Regions from separate parts of the Homo sapiens genome. Here all the other regions are linked to region 1. A link is a contact called in ENCODE Hi-C or POLR2A ChIA-PET data. All regions are on one chromosome and are shown on one strand. The core of a region is the stretch at or near the end of the contact, and the rest is flanking DNA. Distances in the headings are between cores, read along the strand shown. Region 1 overlaps ADGRV1 (adhesion G protein-coupled receptor V1). Region 2 overlaps ADGRV1 (adhesion G protein-coupled receptor V1). Region 3 overlaps ADGRV1 (adhesion G protein-coupled receptor V1).

Region 1 (3,564 bases), core at 432-2,931:
TACAGGCCCCAGGGCCTTAGTCACCTCCTTATAGAATGGCCACTGTCTCGCCAGTTCACTGAGGTTCTTCCACATAACACGGTTCTCCTGTTCCCAGCAGAGAAGCATGGGCCATTTGTCCTTCGAAGGCCTGGAAGTAGACACAAATGTTACCTTCGGGGGCCAAGCATTATTTATGGTAGTCCATAAATGATTGAAGAGGGCTGGGTGAAAACAGAGACAAACTGAAGGACTGCCTGGTCCATGGGTTTTTTGTTGTTGTTTTTTGTTTTGTTTTGTAATGCGGAAATGCAGGCCCAATGTTGCCTGATCTTCTGGTTGTTGTTTTTGTTAGTTTTTTTTTTTTTTTTTCAAGAGAAACCAGAAATCTGATTTTTTTGATGTGAAATGTATTAATTGGTAAATTTTAGCAACTTAGTAAATTTTTAAAAATACATTGTCACTGGCAATATTCTGGTTCTTGAAGAAAGGAGTTTATGAGTGTTTGTTAAGCATTTTGCTTTATGGCTTATGTATACATTGTAGATAGGAGTATTATTAAATTTATCATCAAAACCTGGGCAGTGTGAGAGAATAAAGGGGAGGTGATTAATGATTTTGTCAGGGATGAGAACTTTTCACATTTTATGTCCTCCAGCTCCCTATTTTGAGGAGATGGAAAAATAAGTATCTGTAAAAAGGTATAGAGATGGGCCCTGATGGGCAGGCAGGAAGACATTCAGGCTGGAATTAACATGGTGCATTCAGGGCATCAGGAGACCTGATCAGTTTCAGAGAAAGCGCTCCAAAAGGCAATGGTTGGGATACATCTATTTGATAGGCTAGAGACAGATTAAAGACTGATATGAAAGCCAAAGCAGAGGGTTCCCAACTCAGTGTAACTGGCAATAGGAACTAACACTCGTTCTTGAGAAGGAGAGGGCAGTGGAATACAGAACAGACCAGAGGAACAGAACAGGAGATGAGATGGAGCAGGCAGGTTCACGACTTAGGATGCAGAGCACAGTTTAATACTACATTCAGCACACATTTGCTGAACACCTGCAGTGTACTGAGCACTGTCCTATGAGCTAGGAGACAGAAAGATAGGAAGGACATAATCCAGTGGGGGGGTCAGAAATTTTAAAAGAGAATCATCATGTTTCAAGGGATAGCAGAGTTGATATTGGTAGGAAGAGTGGAGGCAGCCAGATGAAGGAGGTGGGAAGTGAGAAGAGCACCCCAGGCAGAGGTGCCAGCATAAGAACGTCGTGTGAAAAGGCAGTGACCTGCTGCTCCGTGTCCTGAGCTTGGAAACCCTAGTGAGACATTAGGAGAGAGTGCAGGCAAGAGGATCCTGCAGGCCTTGAGACAGGGCAGAAAACAAGGCCTCCAGAAATGAGGCAGCAGGAGGAAGTGTATGAGAAAGCAGAATAGATCTAGAAAGAGCCAGCAGATCAGAGGATAAGATGGGCAAGTACCATGTCACAGAAGCAAAGAGAGGAAGTGGAGTTTCAACAGCGGCCTTTAACAGAGAGAGTGCGAAGGTCAGAGACCCAGAAGAAGGAGGGCTTGGCTAGAAGGTCACTAGTAGGCTCTGGCTTCCATCTCCAGATAGGCTAAGATTAAGCCAATTCACCATTTTCCCACAACTGTCAACTCTGCAGAATTGCCTTTTCTTCCTCTCAGACAGAAAGGGAAATCCCAGCTGCCTGAGCAACCGGTTTTTCACTTTCCTCCTTGTTTGCAGAGTCTAGTGGGGCTGGCCCTGGTAACCTCTGGTGATTCATCCAGCACACCCTATGACCACATCCCCATTGTGTGTGTGTAGAGAGGATGAGAGTTTATGTGTTCCTCTGAACGTTATTACAAAAGAAAAGAACATTGTTCTCTAGAAATATGAAAGAAAAAGAAAAGAACAAGGTGTTACTCTAGCATAGTTTTTTCTCAATTATCTGAGTTGTGAAAAAAAAAGTAATGAATAGTGGAGCTTCCTCAAAACAGATTCTGAGCGCTGTCAGTAGTTAACAGTAACTACTGTGGTGGAATTCCTGTGTGGATCTATTTTGGCACTGTGTTACGTAATTATTTTTATCTTAGGATCAGATCTGAATCATTCAAAGCCAATGTCTTCAGGGCACTGGTGTGACTCCAGGTGTTCTCACATGCCTGTCTTTCTTCTCAGATCACTGCCCAACACTGAATCTCAAGTGATGGACCTCAGTGCATATGAATTCGGGGCCTATATGTTTTGTAACAGCAAATCCTACCCCACTGGTGAAAAAGTCTAATAACCTGACTGATTTTCTATTTTGATGAGCCCTCAATTGAGAGATTATATTGTGGTAGTAGGTTACACCTGCCCACCATGTGAAAAACAAACAGTAAAGATTGAGAACCCAAATGTGTGTCTTTAGAAATTAATCCGTACAATTTAAAAAACTGCCAAAGGAAATGTAAAAGATAGTTTCATAATTGTTAGGTATTAATAATATCTATTCTAAATGTATGGCTTATTTTTTACTAATATAATAGAAATAAACAGGCTTGGACCTAATGTAAATTGATTCTTAAGAATTCACTGCACTAATAGTTTGGATTTTTGTGTTCATTCTATTTCTGTGGCAGGTGCTGGTCTCAGTGTCAGTGATAATGAATCTGGTCAAGGCAGCCAGGAGGGGGGCACCTTGACTGACTCCCAGATCGTGGAGCTCAGGAGGATACCCATCGCCGACACTCACCTGTAGCACCTCACTAACCATTCGACTGAGCACACTTTCATATTTGTATCAGCTTTTGTGCTAAAACTCTCTAAGTACATCCACCTGTGTAATAGGAACCTGTGAATTGTACTGGATGATTAATACAAACGTGATTGTTGTATTTGGAGTATAAATTACTGATTGTATGTGACCTGAAAATTCACTGCTATAAGAAAGGTGGAGTCAGTTTGTATCAGTTAATAGGATGTTCATATTCCAAGGATATTAGTTGTTTTTTTAATCATCCTATATGGCTAACATTGTTTAATGAAAGTAATAATCAATAAAGCAATAGAATCTATTTGGTATCATCCAGCTTCATTATTGATAAAGAAACATTGTGCATGGGCAAAAAAAGCTAACTCTATATGTAGATGATGACAAGCACCCTGTGCCATCTTGCATGAATCCAGGTGATCCAGATTCAAGACTTCACTGCAACTAGAAGACTTTAATTCTGAAAACTGTAAAATGGTCTGTCTGTTGATGATCCTGCACATAAATGTTGATTGGAGTACTGAAGTTGGCCTAGTCTTTCAACAGTATGTATTTCTGCTCATTATAAAATTAGGGATCTGAACACTTCTCAGAATGAATGTTCTGTCCCCAGTTAAAAATAACTCCATCAAGCATTTTTTTCACGCAGTTAGAAGAGGATCTTTCAAACAATGCAGAGTTTGTTTTAGAGAAACATTTCTCAGTTTGGATTTTTCAGTCTTTCTTTGTCTTGGAATGAGACATCAGAAAGTCTATCCCAGAACAAACGCTGTTGTGTTCGTGATGATTTCATTGACTATAGTTCCAGAAGAATCATCAGGAACAG
Region 2 (3,564 bases), core at 792-3,291, 100 kb before region 1:
GTCTTGTGTTGTTGTAAGAGGATCAGCTTTGATGATTGCTCTCACTTGGTCATTGTCAACTTCCGATGGCTGCCCACTAGGCTTCTTATCTTCAAGGCTGTCGTCTCCTTTGCAAAACTTCTTGAACCACCGCTGCTCTGTACATATGTTAGCCACTCCTGGGCCAAAATGCATTATTGATGTTGCAAGTTGTCTCCACTGCTTTATGAGATATTTTGAACTAGAATAAGAAAATCGCTCGAATTTACTTTTTGTCTAACATAATCTCCATAGTCTAAAATAAACATAAAACAAACAGCAAGTAATAAGTCATTAGCAAAAAAACCATAAATCGAGAAATGCCCACTAAAATGATGTATAATATAACCACATTTATTTAAGAATGTATTCCATTATCAAATGGCAAATTCCAACAATGGAAATTCCTTTTGTACCAACCTAATATTTTCTCCTGACTCCTCTCCACACACCTAGGTAATAGGCCAACTATATGAGTAAGGAAGAGCAGCCCTGACCTTTACGAAAATTGTGTTGTTTAAAAGCACATGATACCTTCCCAAATGGGATGGATATCACACTTTTGAATTTTCAGTGTGTTTTTAAATTATTTCCATTTTGTAGCACATGCAAGATTTATTTGAAGAAAGAAAAAAAATAAAGAAAAGAACAAATAAACTATTGTACCATCATAAAGGGAAGTGTTTGAAGATATTAGCTGGCCCAGCTCCACAATTAAGAAGTTTGGCTACAATTAAAAACTTAAGAATATCAGTCAAAAATATTTACTGTCTATTAGATCATCATTTTTTTAATGAGAAGAAATTTAGAAAGTGCATAAGGAGACAGCCTTACATTGTTTAAAGCCAGTTTTAGACTATTTGGACTTTTCTTATACATGCATGAGTATGCTCAGAAATTCAAATTACTCTGCTGTTCCTATTTTATTTCACTGCCCTGAAATCCTGTTGTTGAAACTACAAGACTTGAAAATAACAGGAACATCCTGTTGACAAAAATAAATTCCTTATGATAAAATATTTTTCAACTGAAGCCAATTTTTTTTGGATGGGGAAAGGGCCTTGGTGGGAGAGGGGATTGTGAGTGACAGAATGTTGGTTTGGGTTCATTGCTCTTTCCTCCTAGCTTTGCTCTCTCTCCTTCTAACGGAATTAGTTGTATTATTTTACATGAATTTTTGTATTATGCAAAAATGTTGATGTGTGGTGTCTTTGAAAACTGTTTTATGGAAGGAATACGTGTGTCTGTGCTGCCCAGGTATTACTAGTGAGTATTATACTTAGGAATGAGCATGTTTAGTGTGATGTTCACTAAACACTTGATTTATTCAATAGTCCCCTAACCCCTGGGAATGCATATGCAAAGAATAAAATGTTTCAGACATTTGCTTAACAAGGGATTTTAGATTATTTGCAGAATATGGTCCCTGAAAACATTTTAGGTTATTTTTCCATGGAGTCTGACTTACGCTGAGAAGCCTCATTATAGCACTGACCAGGAGTTTAAACAGTCAGGTGCTGGGCAGGCCTCAGAAGTCCTTGCACTTGGTTTCTTCACCCATCATGCTGGAGGGAGGGTGGCATGACCTCTACTATCCCTTCTAGTGCTCAGATTCAATGAAGGAACTTATTTTTTAAAGAAGGAAGTGCTGTTATCTTTCTAATGGGCAGCTCAGAATGGCAGGGATATTAATAGTGGCCTGCATTCCAATAGTCAACACTGAGATCTTCCAGCAGTCACCCCATCCAGAATGCAGGCTTTGAAAGGCTAGAAACCCTCCCTCTTCCATAAAATCGTTAGGTAATTGACCTTTTTTTTTTTTTGGCATCTTTTGCCCTCTTTTTGGAAGCTTTGTGGGAGTGGGACAGTAGTATGGAAGATAAGAAACCCTAAGTTTAAATCCCTAGAAAAGCCCCTGAACCAATAGTCAATTTACTGCTGCTAACACCACTGGCCAGACTGGTTTGTCAGTCACTGGTGGTGTGATGGTGTCATGTTGGGCTTCCTTATTACGTGCCTCTTTTTGAATGACCCATCATTACCTTGACTTTTCAAATTGGACCAAGTTTCAACACTGATTTTGCAGAAACACACATGAGTCATGAGGAAAAGTAGCAAAGGGAAAGTTTTCCTCCTTCCCCTCATGCGGACGTGCTGTGGACACAGGCAGACAATCATAATTGCATGACTGAGTCACCTTACACACCTGCTGATCGGTAAAGAACTCAAGAGAGAAAGAGCTGATTTCACCTGCCTCTTCCACAAAGTCTCCTGACTACCCCAACTGAGGCACTGTTTTCTTTCACTGAACTCATACTGCACAGCACTTTTCTCTGACACATAAATAAATGTGATGAATGTTCACACTTTCCTCTCTACTATTTGGTATCTTCTCTTTTTTAATGCAAATTAAATCTTGTATACTGTATACATAGGAGGATTTGGGCTTAGCAATAGACGACAGTGATCATGGTTATCTTTTATTGAGTACCTACGGCATGCCAGCCTCTGATCCAAGACCTTTACATGTATTCACTCATTTGGTTCTCACTGCACTCTTGTAAGGTAGATGCCATTGTTTTCCCTATTTTATTTTTTGGAAAACTGAGCTGTGGAGAAGCTACATACTGAGTATGTGGAGAAGCTACATAGTTGCAAAGTCAATAAGAGGTGTACCTGGGATCCTTCCAAATATCTGGCCTCAGAGCCTTCATTATTACCAGTATTTTTTTTGCAAGCAGAATTATTCTAACCCATCAGTAAAAGGCTTCTCCTCACTCTGTCCTTCCCCCTACATTATACCCTCAACAGCAAGATCATTTTCTTTTGAGAAGCTTCTTTACAAAAATCATAAAGGAGCTCTCTTGACATCTGTCTATCTAGCTCATTAGACGTGTCTAGTTTAGGGCAGTTCAAATTGGGACTTTTAAAATGTTGCCTCTACATATGTATGATCTAATTCTTACCACTTCAAAGCTTCAGGGAAAGTGAAATGTGTCATTTCCCCCTCAATATTGGGAATTCCCCATAAAGTGGATAAAATTTTAGCCTGTATTTCCTTTTAGTTTTACTTTCCTCTTCTGAAATTAATTCATGACCTCTATCTCAAGTTTTCTCCAGATTTTTGGCCCATATTTCTTTTTAACATTTATCAAATATCCCTTGCATATTGGCCTTTTACATTTCTTAAGTTTCCAGTTTTAACTGTAACATTGCAGGACACATAAAAATGATAAATAAATACTAATTAATAGTAACATCATAGACTAGCAACAATCCAATATGAGCATATTTAGGGTTTAGATATCTTAGTACATTTTTATGTACTAACCCATTACACAGCAAACACCAACGTCCTTACATATTTATTCAATTAAAAAATTAGGATACCAGGATTGAAATGGGCTCTGCAACAGAGCTGAGTATTGGATTTGAGACATAAGTCATCTACAACTTAAGATAATAACCTTAAAATGATGGACATATAACCTCATCTACTCACACTGTCACTGTTTTCTTGCTGTTTGTTTGTTTGTTGCTGGGGGG
Region 3 (3,564 bases), core at 326-2,825, 84 kb before region 1:
CTGTCAACCCCTTCCCTCCCTGAGCATGGCCTGGGACAGGACAACTCGGCTTTTTGTGGCCCTTTGACTGCCATGAACCAAATTGTTGAAGGTCAGTGGCTCCTAATGAGAATCACTTGCCTCCTCTTCCCTTCAGTGGGTGGATGTGCAGTGAGAATGAGTTATGATAAAGGTATGTACCTGAACTAAATTTCAATATCTCAAGCAGCATTTTAAACAAAGCCTGTAATTTTCGGGCTTGGTTTTGATCTCTGGCAACGATAAGCATGTCTCTCTTTTTAGGCTCATTAGAATTTACTGACTCCTTTCTGATTCATGATCCAGTTCTTATATGAGGAATGATTCATGGATCAGGAGAGGAAAATTCATTTCAATCAAGAAAGAAAGTAGATGATTACAAATCCCCTTCTTCTAAAAATCCCACACATAGGTTTCAATATGATATATGAAAATGGAAATGTGGCTGGATCCAGCTAGTCATGTAATGTGAACCTGAGGTATTTAGAATCTCCTGGTACTGTAATGGCCACATCTCTTACATGGGAGCATTATTTGAGGATGAATGCTTCCATTTCTTCAACCTTAGAGTGAACAACAATAGTAATATAAATCAATATTTTATTATTATTATAAAAATTATTGAAAACTTTTTATAGTGAATATTGTAAATGCTCATCCCTTACATCCTAAAGTTGAGTGCCTTTTTTACTCTTGTCGTTTTTAAAATTTCAAATAGAGCAAAGGAAATGAAATCCAAAGGAAAAAGAGGGAAAGGAAAGAGCTCCTGGTAAATAAAATAAACTGTGTTTCAGTCTCCAAAGATGGCTGCCATCAGTTACTTTTCTCCTTTTATGTAGGTGCTACTCCTCACATCAAAGGATGGAGACTAGTTCTCATCCTTTTACATCTGGACTGTCTTTGGACTTGCTTAGACCAATGTAATGTGATGGAAGTGATGCTTTTTCATAATGGGCCTAGACTTTAAGATGAATGGCAGTTTTAGATTCCTTCCTCTTGGAAGCCACCATCTAAGTTCAATTACCCAGAGACCACCACGGTGGTAGAAACCCCACGCTGGCCATGTGCAGCAGACATGTGCAAAGGCAGGCTCAGCCAGCCTCCAGTTGTGTCAGGCAAACCAGCTCTGATTCCAGACATGGACATGTGAGTGAAGAAGGCTTCTTGTAGGTTCCATCCCCAATGGACACCACACAGAGTTGAAAACCTGCCTAGCCCAGATTGCAGAATTGGGAGAAATAGTACATTATTTTAAGTCACTAAGTTTGGTGCTAGCTTATTTGAAGCAGTCAGTAGCTGAAACATTCTGGTGTTTCAATATCCTCATTATTCTCACATCAAACTTGTAAGTATGTCATTGTCCTTTTAAATGTTACTGCTTGCAGAAACCTTCAGGATTTATAAATAAAAATGGGAAAACATGATATGATTTTTTTTCCTAAAGCAGAATTGGGGCTTCTGCTAAAGTAAAGTAAAAGTGATCTTACCCAGTAACAGTATGTACTTGAATAGGATCCAGAATGACCAACATTACAGGTTTCACATGTCCTTGGCAGTTAGATGCCTGTTTGCAGTCTACTCCAAGCTCCATTTCTGAAAATAACATTTTAAAAAAACAATGCCTTGGGGCCTAAGGAAAACCCCAGCTTCTCACTCAACCGTGAACAGACACTCCCACTCAAGCTTGAAAAAATCTTTGTGAAGCACAGTTCACTCTTCCCACATTTTGCCAATAGTGGTGGGGGAAATCCCACATGTTAAAAACACATACATATGGATGCCCATTCTCTGCTTAGGTTTTTGATCTCAATCCTCGAAGATTCATATCAGAAATCTCTCTGCCTGGAAGATGATGTGTAGTCATTCAGTGTTTGTTTTCTTCATTATTGTTTCTGAAAACACTTAGGATTTGATACTGCTCATGAAAAACTCCTAGAACAATAACATCAGGAGTTGCCTAAGGCTTTGCACATCATCATGAAAAGTAAAAAGGAAAATCATATTTTTGAGAGAAGGTTTAAATTTCTGTTGAAACACCCCTGATTTACAATGTAGCCAAGAAGGAAAAGGGGCTGACCACTTGTGGCAGACCGGGCCTTTCTAGAACTCAGGTTTCCTGGATTTCTTACTTTAGTGAGCTGCCTTTTACCAGTCTCAATTGGAGATGGATGAGGACAAAGGTAATCCCCAACTCTGGCTATTTCAGTACTAAACTATTATGTTTAATTGACATCTTTTTTCTAGGTGGACAGAGGGCATAGAGCATGGATATGGGACGGGGGTGAGAGAAAGAGTAAAGGGCTGGCACTGCATGTAAGTGCAGGTGTGCATCTCCCTTTGCACCTTGGTGGTCCACATCATGGTTATTGTCATCATCACTGCCACCCATTACGATTCACCATTCATCAGGCACTGTGTTAAGAATTTCACGTATGTTATCTCAGTTTAATATATATATATATGTACATAATATCTGTACATATTTATGGGGTACATGTGACATTTTGTAACATACATAGAATGTGTAATGATCATGTCAGGGTATTTGGGATGTCCATCACCTTGAATATTTATCATTTCAATGTGCTGGGGTCATTTCAAGTTATCTCTTCTAGCTATTTTGAAATATACAATACATGTTGTTAACTATAGTCAACTAGTTTGCTATCAAACATTTTATCTCAATTTTTACATGAAGCCTATTAAGCAGGTATGATTTCCTCTAGTCAGACAAGGAAATCAAGGAAATGAGAGGCTTAGAAACGTTTTCACATTTACAGGGCTGCTCAGTTGTGGGATTAGAATCAGAGGTTGATTCACAAGCTCTCCAGAGCTGCCATTGTTGTTCACATCAATACTTCTGCCCTTACCATTTTGTTTTCAAAACTCTTCTTGGTAATAGTGACATGTAAACATTAAATTTTAAACTTAGAGAACTCTAATTTCATAAAAGTAGTATTAGACTTTACACCCAGCTCCGCACACCCTGCAAAAAAAAAAAAAAAAAAAAAAACTTGAAGTGATCAGGGTTGGAAAATTACTCCTTCATCTTCTACTTAATCTTCTGATTTCCAAGAAAGATTGCCCCTCTTTATGGTACCAAAACATCCCTAGTTTTCCTCACTATTCTCATATGTAATGCAGGTGTAATAACACTATTTAATTTCGTACAGTTGTGTGAAAGATAAAATTTTAATTCATATAAGTATTTAGTATAGTTCCTGAAACATACTAAGTCCTCAATATGTGTTAGTATTTTTATTAGTATAAGAACCCTTTCAATATGTAATTGGTACAGAATGCAGTCAGATATGTAACTCCTTTCTTCTCTACACTTCATCAATATCTCTCAAATGTTCCCCTCCCTTTCTTCATGATTTTGCCTGGTGTATTAGCTCAGGCTGCCATACAAAATACCATAGACTGGGTGTCCTAAACAACAGACATTTATTTGTCACAGTTCCAGAGACTGGAAGTCCAAGATCAAGGCGTCAGCTGATTCAGGTCCTGGCGAGGCTTGCATGGACATTTTGCTCTCTCCTCTCA

Evidence for each region. A loop is a pair of places that touch in the nucleus more often than their neighbours do. ChIA-PET counts read pairs that join two places held with the same protein, here RNA polymerase II (POLR2A). Pooled maps may share reads with other maps.
Region 2: a map of GM12878 shows a loop between it and region 1 (2.3-fold over the local background). The contact joins two enhancer-like sites. A Hi-C loop is called at or near these places in 1 of 168 maps with a recorded cell type or tissue (GM12878), 4 of 37 single-sample maps with no recorded cell type and 12 of 50 pooled maps. POLR2A ChIA-PET finds 5 or more read pairs at or near these places in 1 of 52 experiments (CD4-positive, alpha-beta T cell).
Region 3: a pooled map shows a loop between it and region 1 (4-fold over the local background). The contact joins two enhancer-like sites. A Hi-C loop is called at or near these places in 1 of 168 maps with a recorded cell type or tissue (GM12878), 2 of 37 single-sample maps with no recorded cell type and 6 of 50 pooled maps. POLR2A ChIA-PET finds 5 or more read pairs at or near these places in 2 of 52 experiments (CD4-positive, alpha-beta T cell and OCI-LY7).

Annotation. Positions count from the first base shown.
Region 1 is chr5:91,161,175-91,164,738 of GRCh38, forward strand. It overlaps ADGRV1 (adhesion G protein-coupled receptor V1), which reads left to right. Exons shown (of 90, transcript NM_032119.4): 90 at 2,608-3,263. The coding sequence ends at 2,726. All of the region lies in intron 6 of LOC107986432 (a long non-coding RNA gene), which reads right to left. Among named protein-coding and RNA genes, the nearest start is that of LUCAT1, 150 kb to the right of the region's middle. RefSeq lists enhancers at 1,532-1,581, 1,602-1,731. Within about 2 kb of position 1,682, at least 30 of the 41 ENCODE cell types and tissues checked have a DNase peak (open chromatin) inside an H3K27ac peak, as active enhancers do.
Region 2 is chr5:91,056,635-91,060,198 of GRCh38, forward strand. All of the region lies in intron 85 of ADGRV1 (adhesion G protein-coupled receptor V1), which reads left to right. Among named protein-coding and RNA genes, the nearest start is that of LUCAT1, 260 kb to the right of the region's middle. Within about 2 kb of position 2,042, at least 5 of the 41 ENCODE cell types and tissues checked have a DNase peak (open chromatin) inside an H3K27ac peak, as active enhancers do.
Region 3 is chr5:91,077,581-91,081,144 of GRCh38, forward strand. All of the region lies in intron 86 of ADGRV1 (adhesion G protein-coupled receptor V1), which reads left to right. Among named protein-coding and RNA genes, the nearest start is that of LUCAT1, 240 kb to the right of the region's middle. Within about 2 kb of position 1,576, at least 2 of the 41 ENCODE cell types and tissues checked have a DNase peak (open chromatin) inside an H3K27ac peak, as active enhancers do.